2 separate regions of the Homo sapiens genome follow, and region 2 is linked to region 1. Evidence: read pairs that join two places in POLR2A ChIA-PET (ENCODE). Cell type or tissue: OCI-LY7. All regions are shown on one strand. Links, peaks and the distances in the headings refer to the core of each region. The heading gives the core; the rest is flanking DNA.

Region 1 (5,000 bases), core at 1-5,000:
TGATCCTTCCACCTCAGCCTCCTGAGTAGCTGGGACTACAGGCATGCATCACCACACCCGGCTAATCTTTGTTATTTTTTGTAGAGACAGGGTTTCATCATGTTGCCCAAGCTTGCCTCAAACTCCTGGGCTCAAGCGATACCCCCACCTCAGCCTCCCAAAGTGCTGGGATTACCAGCATGAGCCATCGCACCAGACCACACTTTTCTTCTTGAATTCCTAGATTATCATATCTACTTCCACGGTTTCAAACAATTCAATCCTGATGACTCTTGATTCTTAACTATAAACCCTTTTTTGAAGTTCCAGATCCAAATACCTACAGAACACATCTTTCTGGGTATCCTTTACCAGCTCAAATTCAGCATGTTCAAACAGCAAACTAATTATTCCTTTTAAAACAGCTTCTCCTCAAATGGCACTGGCATTTTCTAAAATTCTCCAAGACACAGTATCTGGAAGTCATCCTGATGCTTCCCTCTCCTTTACCACACACACAAAATCAGTCACGTATCTTGTTTCTAATACATCTTTTTGTCTCCTAATTTCCATTTTGATTTTTCATCACTTAGTTTGAGACTTTGGGCCCATGTCATTTCTGGCTTGATTACTTTAATATCTGCAAACTGATACCTCTTACTGGAATCTTGTCACCTTCTACTTGCCAGATAATCTTTCCCTGATTATTAATATTAATTACCCATTTAAGAATCTTCTGAGGCCGGGCGCGGTGGCTCACGCCTGTAATCCCAGCACTTTGGGAGGCCGAGGCGGGCGGATCACGAGGTCAGGAGATTGAGACCATCCTGGATAACACGGTGAAACCCCATCTCTACTAAAAATACAAAAAAATAGCCAGGCGTGGTGGCGGGTGCCTGTAGTCCCAGCTACTCGGGAGGCTGAGGCAGGAGAATGGCGTGAACCCGGGAAGCGGAGTTTGCAGTGAGCCAAGATCGCGCCACTGCACTCCAGCCTGGGTGACAGAGAGAGACTCCGTCTCAAAAAAAAAAAAAAAAGAATCTTCTGGATAAAGTTAAACCTCTTCCCTGACAACCTCTCTAGCATCATCTCCTCCCCCTCCACACACAACCTTCCCATTACCATAGCAAGGTATGTGTAGTATCATGATCTCAGTCCTCTATGGCACTGGCGATGATATTCCTGACTAGATTGAGCATCCTTGCCACCGCCATGTCCCAGCCCATCTGCAGCTACATAGTGAACAACTTCTCAAAAATCACCTGCTCTAATAAGCTTTTTCAGGCATTCCCATATCCCAAAGCAGAACTGACTATTCCCCCTCTTTGTTGCCTAATTGTTACCGTCCATATACTTTTAGCATATATTTCTATCTCATCCTTCTAAATAATAATTTCTTTAAGGGTGGGGGCCATGTGTTATTCATCTTCATATATCCAGTATCTACGAAAGGTCTTCATTCAATAAGCTTATTAAGTTAATTAATGTCATGTTATTTTAAGGCATATTTCATATTTTAAGGCATATTCATGCAATATTTAAGCTTTGCTCCAGAGATTAAATTACCAACAGGGAAGAACTGGACCCAAGTTTTTCTGACTCATGTATTTTGGCATTCGGGGTACTTTTTTAATATCCTGATAGCTCTCTAGTTCAGGTTACTCTGCAGTAATAATGCCTTAGAACTTTTTTTTCAGTTGGTGATTCTTTCAAAAAACAGTAAGAAAGAAATGTACTCTTAGTAAGGATATTTACACATTCTCTAAAGAAAAATGTAATAAAAGTCTTCTTTAAAAAATGATTGGCTGATAGCTAACAAGCTGGAGAATGCTTTTTAAGGAAGTATAGTACAAAGTACAAACAGAATGCTTTTATTTTTCTTAAAAAAGAAAAGAGGAAGTGAAGACAACTAGCAACGCCCTAACCACCTGTATTCTACTCTAAGTTGTGAGATCAAAGAACAAGTGTTGTGTTTACTTTTAAGTTCCATATAACAAGTAATATTTCAAAAGCAGCTATCTACTAATAACACCCAACTCATGAAGGCCAACAGATCAGTAGCCACCTCTGCAAGAAGTCCATCTCCCTAGCTAGCCTAACTAAAAAACTGTCCTTCCTTTCCACAACTGATAAGGCTCTCCTTTTTCCTGTGTTGCTCTGCTGACCTAAACCAGATGTCTTTACCAGTTTCCATTAATTTCTCTGTCAGTTCCATCCCAACACTCCTAATTCCCTTTCACTGAAGACCCTGACCAATCCTGTCACTTCATATCTCAAGTCACACTCCACAAAGAAACTCACTTACTGAGCCCGATTACTGCAAGCTGTCTCCCCACTGACGCTAATTCTAGGAGTCACCAGAAAGAAACAAGTCTGCCAGAAAAAGCCACTTAACTCCCAACTACCTGTTAATGTCCTCAAAAGGAGTTTCCAACCGATTACTACCCATAGCCAAAGTCCATTTGAGAGTTGCCTCTACCGTTTCACTGATCAGAATCAATCAGGTATACCCTAAATAGAGAAACATTTCACATTAAAAGAATGATGTATCTGTATTCAGTGGCATTAAAAGATTTTTGTGTCCACTGCTGAGTAAAAAGGCAGCAAAACAACATGTAGAGTATCATTCATATAGGTACATACAAATGTCTGTGTGTGTATATGTATCACAAATGTGAAAAACATGTTAAGAAAGATGGCCAGGCATAGTGGCTCATGCCAGTAATCCCAGCACTTTGGGAAGCTGAGACAGGTGGATAGCTTGAGCTCAGGAGTTCGAGACCAGCCTGGTCAACATGGTGAAACCCTGTATCTACCAAAAATACAAAAAATTAGCCAGGCATTGTGGTGCACACCTGTGGTCCCAGCTACTCAGGCGGCTGAGCTGGGAGATCACTTGAGCCTGGGAGGCGGAGGTTGCAGTGAGCCGAGATTGCAGCACTGCACTCCAACCTGGGTGACAGAGCGAGACCCTGTCTCCAAAAAAAAAAGTTAAGAAAAATGACTGCATTGGATATACACACAATAATACATACTCATAACATGATATATGACTAGACTCAATATAGAAACACACACACACCCATGCACCACTACCTGTGAGAACAGTCACCAAAATGTTAAAGGTGTATATATATAATGCCTTCTAGGAGTAAAATCCGGGATTACTTTTTTTAAAGTTTTTAACTTTTCTATGTAGATATTAATTTTAGAATCAGAGAGGAAATGCTATTTTTCTCTTTAATGCTTACCTTAGTATATTAATTTGCTTTTATCATGTTAAAGCAGCTTATAAATAGTATTGCCTCATTATTTAGTGGGAACTGCTATGTGGTATTTCAAGTATCAGTAGAGTAAAATGCTATATAGAAATTTTATTTTTATTTTATTAAGAAAAGAGATGGGGTCTACGTAGTTCAGGCTGGTCTCAAACTTCTGGGCTTAAGTGATTCTCCCATCTTGGCCTCCCAAAGTGCTGGGATTACAGGCATGAGCCACCATATCCGGCCCTATGCAGAATTTTTTTTTTTCTTGAGACAGAGTCTCACTCTGCTGCCCGGACTGGAATGCAGTGGCACAATCTCCGCTCACTGCAACCTCCGCCTCCTGGGTTCAAGTGCTTCTCCTGCCTCAGCCTCCTGAGTATCTGCGACCACAAGCGCCCACTACCATGCATGGCTAATTTTTGTATTCTTAGTAGAGACGAGTTTCGCCATGTTGGCCAGGTCTCGAACTCCTGACCTGAAGTGATCTACCCACCTCGGCCTCCCAAAATGTTGGGATTATAGGTGTGAGCCATCGCACCCGGACTTTTAAGTAGTAATAGCTATCCATGAAGAATTTTCTTTTTAAGAGACTACATGGTTTTTTTTTTGAGATGGAGTCTCACTCTGTCACCCAGGCTGGAGTGCAGTGGCGCCATCTTGGCTCACTGCAAACTCCGCCTCCTGGGTTCAAGTGATTCTCCTGCCTCAGCCTCCTGAGTAGCTGGGATTACAGGGCTTGCTACCATGCCTGGCTAATTTTTGCATTTTTAATAGTAACGGGGTTTCACCATGTTGGTCAGGCTGGTCTTGAACTCCTGACCTCGTGATCCACGCACCTCGGCCTCCCAAAATGCTGGGATTACAGGTGTGAGCCACCGTACCCTGCTGAGACTACGTGTTTTTTAATAAATCAAAGAAATAAAATACCTATCCTATTTATTTTAGAAAAACATTACTTCTACTTTCTGCAATACAAGCTGGTGAAAATAAAACAAACATAAAAAACCTCACAGTCTCCCAATGTTTTCAGATTTTGGCATCCTAGAAAGAAAACTTGCAATGTCAGAACAATTATCATATTGGAAATAATTTAAAATGTCCAGCAACAGCGATGGTTATATAAAATAAAATCCATTCACACAGTGCAACCCCACACAGCAGCTTAAGTGAGATTGATCTCTGTCTGCAAACATAAAAAGATCTCAAGACACACTGTTAAGGGAAAAAAACAAAATGCAGAATACCTGTGTTTACAATGTGTAAAAAAGAGTGCTAAATGCATATATGCACACTTCTCTATGACATATATGTCCATAATACATAGGATAAGATGTGGAGGGGTATGGAACCAACTAAGAAGACAGACGGACTGAAAGGGAAAAGAGGCTTTAGGGAACTTAATACCTTTTTTACTTTTTCTGTACTGTTGGAATATTTTACAAAAATGCAGTAAAGCTGCTTGTGACCATACAAATATTCAGGCTACAGTTTTATCTCACACTAGTATTAGGTTTTGGAAAAGGCTTCTACACCCAATCACTTAAAATTATATTTTAAAGAATCCTTAAAAACAATGAGTTCTGAAGCCTAAAAAAATTCCCTGAATGAGATAATAGAGGATGAGGACACTAGCAGTAGAACACTGAGAATGACTGATTATAAGCAAATGATTTTCTCTCAGGTAAATTTACATCCCCTATATAGTATAAATATATCAAATGGACTCTGATATGTGGCTGATGTGATTTGGACATT
Region 2 (12,750 bases), core at 4,597-9,596, 98 kb before region 1:
TGTAGCCCCAGATAGCCATTGAACTTCTTTCTGTCTCTTGCCTTGTCTGGGAAATTTCAAATAAGAGGAATCTTGGGATATGTAGTTTTATGTGTCAGGCATCTCTCACTTAGCACAACATTTTTGAGGTTCATCCATGTTGCAGCATGTATCAGTAGTTTGTTCCTTTGTATTGCTGAGTAGCATACAGTTTTATAAATGTACTGCATTTTATTTATCCACTCACCAGTTGATGAACATTTGAATTGTTCCCAGGGCTTGGCTATTATGAATAATGTTGCTATAAACGAGGTAATGTTGCTATCTACAAGTGTTAGTATGGACCTTATTTGTATTTCTCTTGAGTAGATTTGTAGGGGTATAATTGCGGAGTCATGTGGTAAGTTTATGTTTAACTTTTTAAGAAACTGCCAAACTATTTTCCAAAAGCGGCTGTGCAATGTTAGAGTCCCACTAACAGTGTATGAGGATTCTCTACATTCTTGCCAACATTTGAAATTGTTAGTCGTTCTTATTATAGATATTCCAAAGGGTATATAATGGTGTCTCATTGGCAGTTTTAATTTGCATTTCCCTAATGACTAATGCTGTTGAGTTCCTTTTCATGTGCTTATTAGTTACTTATATGTCTTCTTTTTTATTGGATATTTGATCTATATTGATATCAATATAGATCTATATCATCTTTGATGACACGTCTAGTTACATCTTTTGCCCCATTTTAAAACTGGATTATTTCTCACCATCCTCTTATTGAGGTTCAAGAATTTTAAGGTATATATCTGGATGCAAATTCTTTATCAAATATATGGTTTGGGGCTGGGTGCAGTGGCTCACACCTGTAATCTCAGCACTTTGGGAGGCCAAGGCCAGCAGATCACCTGAGATCAGGAGTTCAAGATCAGCCTGGCCAACATGGCGAAACCCCGCCTCTACTAAAAATACAAAAATTAGCTGGGCGCGGTGGCATGCGCCTGTAATCCCAGCTACTCAGGAGGCTGAGGCACAAGAATTACTTGAACCTGGGAGGCGGAGGTTGCAGTGACCCAGGATCGTACCACTGCACTCCAGCTTGGGAGAGAGAACGAAACTCTGTCTCAAAAAATAAAAAAATAAAAAACAAATAAATAGTTTGAAAATATTTTCCCCAGACCCATGACTTTTTCCCTAATGGTGCCTTTTAAAGAAAAAAAAAGTTTTAAATTTTGATGAAGCCTAAGTTGTTGATTTCTTTTATGGTTTGTGTTTTTAATCTTATATCTAATAAGTACTTGCTGAACCTTATACAAGTCTTGTGGACATGTTTTGTTATGTTTTTGAGATGGAGTCTCACTCTGTCACCCAGGCTGGAGTGCAGTGGCGCATTCTCGGCTCACTGCAACCTCCACCTCCCAGGCTCCAGTGATTCCCCTGCCTCAGCCTCCTAAGTAGCTGGGATTACAGGTGCACGCCACCATGCTCAGCTAATTTTTGTATTTTTAGGAGAGACGTGGTTTCACCATGTCGACCAGGTTGATCTCGAACTCCTGACCTCAAGTGATCCGCCCACCTTGGCCTTCCAAAGTACTGGGATTATAGGCGTGAGCCTCTGCACTTGGCCGACCTGTTTTAATTACTCCTAGGTAAATATCTAGTAGTAGAAGTACTGGATCATAGGATAAGCCTATGTTGAAATGCCACACTATTTTCCAAGGGGATACACCATTTTACACCTCAAACAGCAGCGTATAGGAGTTCTCGTTACTCTACATCTTTTCCAATATTTGGTATTGTTGGTCTTTCTGATTTTAGTCATTCTGATGGATGTGAAATTGTATGTCATTGTCATTTTAATTAGCTTTATCCTGATAACTAATGATGTTGAGTACCTTTTTGTTTGCTATTGGCCATTTGTACATATTCTTTTTGGAGTGTCTTTTTAAGTATTTTGCCCATTTTTGTTTGAGTAGTTTGACTTTTTGTTATTCATTTGTAGGCACTCTTTATATATGTGGTCTGGTAGTCTGGGCACAAGTCTTTTGTTAGATAGATGTGTTGTAAGCATTTTCTCCCAGTCTGTAATTGCCTTTTCATTTTCTTATGATGAACAGAAGAATCTAATTTTAATGAGTTCACTTTATCAATTTTTTTTCTATTTGGTGCTTTTTGTGTTTTGCTTGAGAATTCTTTACTCTAAGGTTGCAAACATATTCTCCTTTGTTTTCCTTGTAGAGTCTTACCTTTTATAGCTATGCTTGTGATCTCTCCTGAGTTAATTTCTGTTAATGGTGTGAAGTGGAGTTAAGGTCCTTTTTTTTTCATACGGTTATCCAGTTAGTCCAGCACAGTGTGTTGAAAAGACTTTCCTTTCCTCCATTGAATTGCATTGGTACTTTCTTATAAATCAAGTGGACTGGTTTGAACTCTTAAGCTCATTGTCTTGAGTTCTATAATTTATAAGTCTTGAAATCAGGTAGTGTAAGTCGTCCAACTTTGTTATTGGCTATTCTAACCCTTTGTATTTTCATATATATTTTAGCATCAGCTTGTGAATATCTTTAAAAAAGAAAAAGGCCTGGTTGGATTTTGATCAGAACTACATTGAATCAACTAATCTGGGGAGGATTGACATGTTAATAATATTAATCTTCTTATCCATGAACATGGCATATCTCTGTTAAGGTCTTTAGGTTTTTTTGGCAGTGTTTTGTAGCTTTTAGCATTGACATTTTATAAATATTTATACAAATTTATTCTTATTTTATGTTTTTGAGTCTATTGGAAATGATATATTTTCCTTCATTTTTGAATTTTGTTGCTATATATAGCAATGTGGTTTTAAAAATTGACCTGTGATCTTAACTAAATTCATTTATTAATTCCAGTAGATTTTTTGTAAGTACCTTAGGATTATCAATATACATAAATGCCATCTACAAATAGTTTTATCTTATCCTTTCTAGTCTGTATGCCTTTCTTTTATTTTCTCGCCTTACTGAATGGGCTAGGATATCCTAAAATGTTGAGTAGATGTAGTAAGGACAGATATCCTTACCTTGTTTCCAATTTTAGGGGTAAAGTGGTCAGTCTTTCACACTTAAGTATAATGATAGCTATAGATTTTTCATAGATGTTCCTTATCAGGTTGAGGAAACCATCAGTTTCCTACTTTGCTGAGAGGTTTTTATCATGAATGGTTGTTGAATTTTTTCCAAAGATTTTTCTGCATCTCTCAAGATGGTCATATGCTTGTTTTCTGTATTCAGTAATGTGAATATATTTATTTTTCATCTGTTGGCACTTTCTCTTCACCTCAAATTAGGGAAAAGACCACAGTTACCCATTTTGGTTTTTTGTTTTTTTTTTTAATTACTCAGCTTTAACACTTGAATATCTTGGCATTTGTGCATGGAATATTAGTTCAGGAACATGATTTAGACAATTTGAATCAGACAATTTCCATAAAATATTTTATAAACTAAAAAGCAGCGTTTGTGTGTGTGTGTGTGTATGTGTGTGTAGAGTTATTTGGCTTGAGAGCCCTGCCTGCCCAACAAACTTATCTTAAACTCTCATCATTATTAGTCTCATGCTTAAAAAAAAAAAAGTATCATTTAAGTGAAGACTTCAGGCAGTTGAGGGAGCAAGCTACATGAGTATAAGAAAGAAGACCATCCCAGGCAGAATGGTCTTCTGAAGCACAAGTTCAAAGGCCCTGAGGTCCCAGAGGTATCCAGAAAACTGTCTCTTCAAAATTGCTTTTGCCTGACATTGAAGCAGACAGCAGGGGCTAAGAAAACATCACCACCTTCTGGCAGAATAGAAGGACTGAGCTGCTCAGGTCAAATCATTATAGTAAAATATACCTAAAATTTACCATCTTAACCATTTTTAAGTGTACAGGTCAATGGCACTAAGTACATTCACATTGTTGAGCAACTGATACTGCTATCTACGCATCTTCAGAACTTTTTCATCCTGTGCTGAAAACCTGCACCCATTAAACAGTAACTCCTCATTCTTCCCTTCTCCTAGCTCCTGGCTACTGTTTACTTTTTGTCTATGAATTTGATTATTCTAGGTACCTCATATATATGGGATCATATGATATTTGTCATCTTCTGTCTGCTTATTCACTTAGTGTAATGTCTTACGGGTTCTTCCACCTTCAGCATGTATCAGAATTTCTTTTCTTTTTTTTTTTTTTGAGACGAAGTCTTGCTCTGTCACCCGGGGTGGAATGCAGTGGCCCGATCTTGGCTCACTGCAACCTCTGCCTCCCAAATTCAAGTGATTCTCCTGCCTCAGCCTCCCTAGTAGCTGGGATTACCGCCATCTGCTACCATGCCCAGCTACTTTTTGTATTTTTAGTAGAGACAGGGTTTCACCATGTTGGCCAGGCTGGTCTCGAACTCCTGACCACAGGTGACCCATCTGCCTTGGCCTCCCAAAGTATTGGGATTATAGGCATAAGCCACCGTGCCCGGCCAGGATTTCATTTCCTTTTAAGACTGAATAATATTCTACTGTATGGATATAAAGTCGTTCTTAGGAGATGTGTATGTTATATTTCTGAATCCTGAGAATGGAAACAAAACAGGTAGAATGGTAGTGGGGCAAGCTGGCGTAGGTCTGGGATACTGTTACCAAAGACTTATAGGAGAACTGGACCCCGGCTGATTGGGTCCTGACATCACACCTGACAATGTGATGGTGAAAAAAGGATCTCCCTTAGGTGGTTGTTCTGGTTCAGTTTCTCAGCAATGATGAATAACCGTGGTTTCAGAAACCATGAACAACTAAGCATGAAGAATGTCATAACCTCTCTGGTGGTTGAGTCATACAAGGAGCCACATTCAGAAGCCCGGGATGGAGAGTGGGGTCTCAGGGACTATTGAGCACAGATTTCTGATTGCTACTTTCCAGATCATTGTATGCTTAGGCCGTTTATTTTGATGAAGAAAGCAAGACTAAAGGACATGATAATCATTGAGAACCAGGAGGCAATCTCTAGTTCAGATGTTCTTTTAAAAACTTTTTTTTTTTTTGAGACGGAGTCTCGCTCTGTCCCCCAGGCTGGAGTGCAGTGGCGCGATCCCGGCTCACTGTAAGCTCCGCCTCCCGGGTTCACGCCATTCTCCTGCCTCAGCCTCCTGAGTAGCTGGGACTGCAGGTGTCTGCCACAACGCCTGTCTAATTTTTTGTATTTTTAGTAGAGGCGGGGTTTCACCGTGTTAGCCAGGATGGTCTCGATCTCCTCACTTCGTGATCCGCCCATCTCGGCCTCCCAAAGTGCTGGGATTACAGGCGTGAGCCACTGCGCCCGGCCTTAAAAACTCTTTTTAAACCTCTTCTGTGAGCATGTTTGCTAAGCGGTCAGCCCATAAGTATCTGAACAACTGTTCTTATAATCCTTTGTTGCTCTTATTAATCCCATTCCTATATTGTTGATTTTTTTTAAGATATATTTTCTATTTGTTGATGTTGTTCTTAAAACTCAGTACCTGAATGACTAGTACAAGGTATGCAACTCCTTTCTCTTTAATTCTGAACCTTATACTTGTATTACTTATCTGTTCCCACCAAAATGATGACGAGGTGAATATATGTGTAGAATTTGCAGTCAATAAAATACAGTCACATTGTAAGGGAAGTTTATGTGAAAATATACATCACCAGAATACTAATTTACAAGCAAACATAAGGCATTGAGTAAAAATTCATGGTAGCTTTATAGAAAAATGAATTGTGTCAGTGTAACCTGATTTGTTTTCAAGAACATTTTACGGATCTGGAGGAAGCAGGGGACATAATCTTAACTTTCTCATGCTATTGATTTCATTATGAATGACATAATCAATAACAGCCCGGGGAAACAGGTTAGCTCACATGATACCACAGTTAGACGGTGGGAAGGTAACACAGAGACATTATCAAGGATATGGTTCCAGTGTGGGATAAGTCATCATTTAACCTTTTAGAGGTCAGTCTGGGAACCATTCTGTTTAATCAGTTTTAATCCATAACTGGTGGCATATTAGTGTATATGTTTGTATGCGAGAAATACTAGAAACAGAAGTCAAAATAACCTGCATTAATGGGGTACCGTATTTATAAAATACTGGACAGAATCACGTGAAGGCTAATTAATTTTGTAAGTAAGAGGTTCAAATTGGAGAATGATTGGCACTGTGCCTATTTTTGGCAGAAAAAGCCTATGGGCCATGGTGAATCACAAGGTAGTTGAACCATCACAGTAACTATAATGTGGGTATATGCAGAATACCACATTTCATACATCAGTGCTCTAGTTAATACTTGTATGAGACTGAAAGTAGGCAAATGATACAGTGAAGTCATTTCATAACTGGCAATACCAAGACTTCTCAGAACTATGTTTAGCTTGAGTGCATACTATGTAAAGAGGGTCTTACAAAATGTATACCGGAGCCACAGGAGAGCAAAACAATTATTTAAGTGATGACATCTGGTCAAGATGGCACAGGAGTTCAGGCTCCAAACACCTAGCAAAGGTAGTTATAATATAAAAAGGGTAACCAAATAAGTATAGTTGGGCTATAGTCATTCTAGTTACCTAGAATGTAAGTTGAAATACAAAGGGGTAAGCAGGCTCAAGCTGCAGGCCTCTCCAGCAGGGGCAACCAGAAACTCAGGTTTTTTAGAATAAGGGGATATAGCTTTGTGCAGTGGCCATTTCATAGCCAGTGAAGTTTATCTGAGGCACTTGCTAATTGAAAACTTTTCTCAATACCCTGCCATGATGAAATATGGTTGGCACTGGCAATTTTTGAGACTCTATGGAGACTGAACTTAACATTAAAAACAAATTAAAAAATGAAAAGATAGGGATGTAAAAGTATCCACATGAGCTGATACCAAGGAGTTGGAGCCAGGCTCCAGGGAATGTAAATTGGGAGAATAACTAAGTTTCTTCCATACCTCTAAGAAACATTGGCAACACTGAAATCAGAGACTGCAGTGCCCTCCCTCCCAAACCTAAGAAGGAAGGCTGGAAAAGATGGCTTACCTGGAAGGAATGGGCTTCTGGAAGTTTCAGAGACAAAGACACAGCTTCAGAACCAGAAGCTGAGCCATGCTGCTTTCTTGGCCCAGGGCCTGGATCCGCAGTATCGCTGATACCACAACTGAGCAGGAACACCAAGTGGCATTTTGAGACCTGGTTTGGAAGAAGTCCTGAGAGGCCAGGTGGAGGGACTGAAAGCTGCCTGGGAAGGGAGAGAGGAGGGAAAGATACAGCAATCGAAAACTCCTACTGAAAGTAAGCTTGCAAAGCAAAACTTTAAAATACATGAAGACATAGATATGGAGTTCAAAATTTGTTCAAGCAAGACACGAATTTACTAAAAGTGAAATTAGCAGTTGGAATTCCTGGAAATGACAATAAAGTAAGTATGTTTAGAATTCTTACGATGAATGAAGTCTTGCAGTAGATAAAAATTATGAAGTAGAAGCAAGGGGGAGGGATAGGAAAAAGAACCAGTTAGAACAGTTTTGTATTAAGTCAAGTGGGCTAAAATGCTTTAAAAAGACCAAAAATGCAATGGATCAAATCCAGTACGAGCTTACTTCTCTCGTGTAGCAGGCCTGGGTGGGTATTTCAGGCCACTGGGTGGCTGTACCCTCAGGGACCCAGCTGACGGCACCCATATGGGTTTCAGAATTGCCCTGCTTTCCCACAGGAAGTGGGTGGGTGGGGAATAAGCTAGGCCAGAAATGGTCTTCCTCATGTCTGCTCACGCCCCACCGGCCATACCTAACTTCTGGGGAGCCTGGGAAACAGGTCAGCCACGTGCCTGGGAAAAAGAAGGGAAGATAAAATGGAGAATAAGTTTCTGCCATACCTCTAAGAAACAGTGGTTACATTGACAACAGATTTCTCATCAGCAATAGAATTGAAAACACAAGAGAGTATTATCTTCAACTTAGAATTCAATACTAGTTAAACCGTCATTCAAAAATGATGATCAGCAGTCCCTATGAAGGAAAAATTGGCAATATCTAACAAAATTATGTAAGCATTCACCCTTTGACCTAATGGCCTCACTTCTAGTAATTATTCCAGAGGAAACACCTCCACAAAATAGCAAAGAATATGTACAGAAGGTTGTTCATCGCTACATTATTTGCAGATAGAACAAATTTGGAAACAACCTTTATGTCCACTCATAGAACTCTGGCTGAATAAGCTATAGTATATCTACATAATGCAGCCATAAAAACAATTTTTAAAAAATTAAAAAGGAAGATAGCTATTAACAAAGATGAAATGCTTTCTAGGATGTTTTAAGGGGCAATAAAGAGTCACAAAAAGTATATCTAATGTGCTACCTTGTATTTAAGATGGAAAGGGAAATAACCACACATGTACACACACACATGCACAAACACACACACACACACACACACACACACACTTATTTTTGCAGAAAGATGCACAGGAACTATAAACCAGAAATAAATGATAGGGGGTGGGTGGATATTAGTGGAGGAAATAAGTATGGAAATGAGACTTTTCTGAGCGTACCTTTTTATATAGTTTTGATTTTGAGCCATGTAAATATTTTACATATTCAATTATATAAAATTAAAATGAACTAAAAATAATGAAAACAAAGGAAATCCTGTCATTGAATATACAAAGAGAAACTAATAATCAAAACACTATATCAAATTGATTACATAAATACAAAGAAGAGAATTCAGATAACTTTATAACAGAGTACTCAGACTGTATAAGCTTAGTGGAATATAGTCAAGGGACAAAAAGAATGGAAAAAATTAGGCTTTATTTACCTGGTTAATTGTTGGGCAATGCTATCAGTGTAGTAACTCTGAAACTGCTTAATATGTATTGTAGTTTGAACAAATGAATCAATATACTAATGTCATTGGGAACCAGGTTCTTTTTTGTTGTTAATTTCTTCATTGAAATTCTGTATTCAATCACAGGAGTTGGAGTCTGCTTCCTGCTGGGACCCTTCCTGATCCTTTAAGTTAATCTCTAATTTGCTATTAGTGTGGCTTCCTGCCCTTTTTTTTCTTCAGCTTTTAAGTTCAGGGGTACATGTGCAGGATGGGGAGGTTTGTTACACAGGGAAACGGGTGCCATGGTGGTTTGCTGTACAGATTATCCCATCACCTAGGCATTAAGCCCAGCATCCATTAGCTGTTTTTCCTGATGCTTTTCTTCCCCCCACTCCCCCCTCTAGCAGGCCCAAGTGTGTGGTGTTTCCCACCATGTGTCCACGTGGGAACCAGATTCTTGCTGTGGGAGATGATCTTTCAAGTATGTATTTCACTATTTCACAAATACTGAAATAAGGTGAGGAAGACTCCTGAGATGGTAGCTTTGCATTGGAGGTATCAGTGTGCCACCCAGATTCTAGTTTTAAAATACCATATTTTCCTAAAAAAAACAGGGCTCCTTGAAAAAAAATGACCAGAAGTACAACGTGCCAAAGCGGGCATGTGCTCAGCAACTGGGATGGCAAAAGATACATATGGGAGCCAGCCTGAAGGAACCCTGACAAGATGATTTGGAAAATTTTAAGCATTCAAAAGAAGAATGATGGCAGTGAATTATAACACATTTAATAAAAATAAATCAATGAATCTATAATGTATTTCCAGAAACAACTGCCAGCTCATGAAAGCAGAATGAATCTTAGAATTAGAAAATTACTATTTTACAACTCCCAGTGTGGTGATTAATTCAGGCAAGGATAATAAACGGATGCTAAAACTATCAGGTGAAACTTTGTTATGCAACGGATTGGTCTAACAGTCTCAAAGTATTAATTACAAAGGGAAAAGGTCCTCTACAACAGTAAAATGGACGAGGCGAGGTGGCTCATGCCTATAATCCCACCACTTTGGGAGGCCTAGGAGGGATAATTGCTTGAGGCTAGGAGTTCAAGACCAGCCTGGGCAACAGCAAGACCCCATCTCTACAAAACAGTATTTTAAAAAAAAATTAACTGGGCATGGTGGTGCACACCTCTATAGTCCTAGCTACTCAGGAGGCTGCGGTGGGAAGATCACTTGAGCCCAGGAGTTCTAGGTTACAGTGAGCTATGACTGTACTACTGCACTCCAGCTTCAGCAACACAGTGAGACCCTGTCTCAAAATAATACTAATAATAAAAAGAAAAAGAAATATGGCAAACACCTCCTTAATCAAGTGACCTAACATCACATGACCAGTAATGAGACATGACATAATGGGATATATCATCTAGATAGTTTTCTTGCCAGAAATGTTTAATATTGAGAAAACAATTAGACAAATCGAGATTATGTGATATTTTACAAGATAACTGACCTGGACTCTTCAAAAATGTCAGTATTGCCGGGCACGGTGGCTCACACCTGTAATCCCAGCACTTTGGGAGGCCCAGGAGGGTGGATTGCTTGAAGTCAGGAGTTCAAGACCAGCCTGACCAACATGGTGAAACCACATCTCTACTAATAATACAAAAATTAGCCAGGCGTGGTGGCAGGCACCTGTAATCCCAGCTACTCGGGAGGCTGAGGCAGGAGAATCGCTTGAACCTGGGAGGCAGAGGTTGCAGTGAGCCGATATGGCGCCACTGCACTCCAGCCTGGGTGACAGAGTGAGACTCTGTCTCAAAAAAAAAAAAAAGAAAGATAAAAAACAACAACAACAACAAATTATCCAAAATTAAAAGAGACTAACAAGACATGACAAATATGTGATCCTTGATTGGATTTTGTATTAAAAAAAACTCTAACAACATTGGGACAGTTTTAATATGGACTATGTATTAGATACTATACCATTTAATTTAATTTCATTAAATTAATATTTATGGGACAGTTTTAATTAATGGGACAGTTTTAATATGGACTATGTATTAAATACTATATAATTTGATTTCATAGATAAAATGATGGTATCATAGTTATGAAAATGGCTATCCGATTATAAGATAAATCATCATAGGAAAAATGGGAAAATATCGAGATAAAATGAAGTCTTATAAGACCACACTAAGATAACCATCATTAACACTTTGGTATATTTCCATCTCATCTACATATATTTAAACAAAATTGAATTGTACTCTACATGGTTTTTTATGTTCCTTCTGCTTGTTCCATATTATAATTATTGGCAAGTCTCCATTAAATAGTCCTCAAAGATATTCTTTTAAATGGTTATATACTATCTCTGTACATTTTCTTATTTTTAAATTTCAAGGCCATGCGCAGTGGCTCCTGCCTGGAATCCCAGCACTTTGGGAGGCGGAGGTGGGAGCATCGCTTGAGGCCGGCAGTTTGAGACCAGCCTGGGCAACATAGGGAGACCCCATCTCTATGATTTTAAAATAAATAAATAAAAATTAAATTCCAAGTTTTTTTATTTTATAAGGTCTATTTTACAATATTTTATTCAATCAACATGCCATCCATTGTAAGACATCATTATTTTATGTGTCACTAAAAAGAAAATTTTCCTGAGGTGGGTGTGTCGGGCCCTACTGGGCCTAGCGGCAGGAGGGGGACATCGGCTCCCACCACAGCCCTCCAAACAGCTCTGCGCTCTGAGCGCCCCCTCCCCAGGGTCCCCCTCTCCAGGCAGGAAGATGTCCAAGTCCCGTGCGGCGGAGGCAGCAGCGGGGGTGACAGCGACGGCCCCGAGCCCGCAGATAGTGGAGCAGAGGGGTCCAGGGAGGCGCTGCACCGACGTTGGGGAGAATGTATGTCCTGGCAATCAAAGATCTTTTCCTCCGTGAGCCTAACAAATGCTCTGGAATGTGTTCCAGCCTTCAGGAGGAGAACTCCGTTACACGTCACGAAGTCAAATGCCAGGGGAAACCATTAGCTGGAATCCACAGGAAAAGAATGCAACACGGAGCACGAAGCCCAAGCACAGAAGATCAAAGACGCCAGGAGAGGACCCCTCGCACCTTTTCCAAACCAAAAATGTGAAGCAGCAGAACTTCCAAAACCTCCGGCCTCGTCTTGTGATTCCACCAATGCAGCCATCGCCAAGCAAGCCTTGAAATAGCCCATCAAGGGCAAACAGGCCCCCGAAAAAAAGCTCAAGGAAAAGTCGCAAACTCACGGATTTCTACCCTGTCCCAAGGAGCTCCAGGAAGGGCAAAGCGGAGCTGCAATTTGAAGAAAGGGAAAGAATAGATGAATTGGTTGAAAGCGGAAAGGAAAGAAGGAGTGAAGACTGACCTCATCAATGACAAAGGCCGGGTGTGAACACCAGAGGGAGCTCTCCCGGGGCGCCTTTGTGGTAGAAAAGCACCGGAGCCTCACGGAGATCACCGACGCCACGGGACCCCTCCATGGTGGATCTCCGTGGATCTCCACAGTAAGCCGAGATCGCGCCACCGCACTCCATCCTGGGAGGCAGAGGGAGACTCCAGCTCAAAATAAGTAGATGACTGAATGAATGAATGAACGAATGAATGAATGAATGGATGTTACAGGTTTCCAAGGTGGACTTAAACAGATGGCTTTATATTACCAAAACTTTTACATTCTAGTTGTTTTTGTGCCTTTTTTTTTTTTTTTAATACAGGTTGAACGTTTTGTGCTTCCCATGCATGCAGTCAAAAACTCAGCACACAGGCCAGGCGCGGTGGCTCACACCTGTAATCCCAGCACTTTGGGAGGCCGAAGCGGGTGGATCACTTGAGGTCAGGAGATTGAGACCAGCCTGGCAAACATGGTGAAACCCCGTCTCTACTAAAA

The links. Peaks named below come from ENCODE experiments on the same cell type or tissue, not always from the same donor. Only the 100,000 strongest peaks of a DNase experiment are listed, where the experiment ranks them.
Region 2: POLR2A ChIA-PET joins it to region 1 with 17 read pairs; 6 of 35 experiments call an interaction of 5 or more read pairs at or near these places.

The regions. Positions count from the first base shown.
Region 1 is chr3:170,152,763-170,157,762 of GRCh38, forward strand. All of the region lies in intron 4 of PHC3 (polyhomeotic homolog 3), which reads right to left. Among named protein-coding and RNA genes, the nearest start is that of PHC3, 26 kb to the right of the region's middle. In OCI-LY7, for the core only: no CTCF peak of the experiment used is centred there; DNase peaks (open chromatin) are centred at 1,909, 2,349 and 2,859; H3K4me3 peaks cover 2,214 bases; H3K27ac peaks cover 5,000 bases.
Region 2 is chr3:170,050,626-170,063,375 of GRCh38, forward strand. All of the region lies in intron 2 of GPR160 (G protein-coupled receptor 160), which reads left to right. It overlaps LOC124909455 (a long non-coding RNA gene), which reads right to left and starts at 10,364. Exons shown (of 3, transcript XR_007096156.1): 1 at 7,588-10,364; 2 at 7,028-7,226. It also overlaps the pseudogene RNU4-38P and the pseudogene KMT5AP3. RefSeq lists enhancers at 4,436-4,575, 4,906-4,965, 4,996-5,045, 5,186-5,685, 6,497-6,716 and 2 more. In OCI-LY7, for the core only: CTCF peaks have their summits at 6,704, 7,568 and 7,777; DNase peaks (open chromatin) are centred at 4,706, 5,186, 6,326 and 7,656; H3K4me3 peaks cover 4,856 bases; H3K27ac peaks cover 5,000 bases.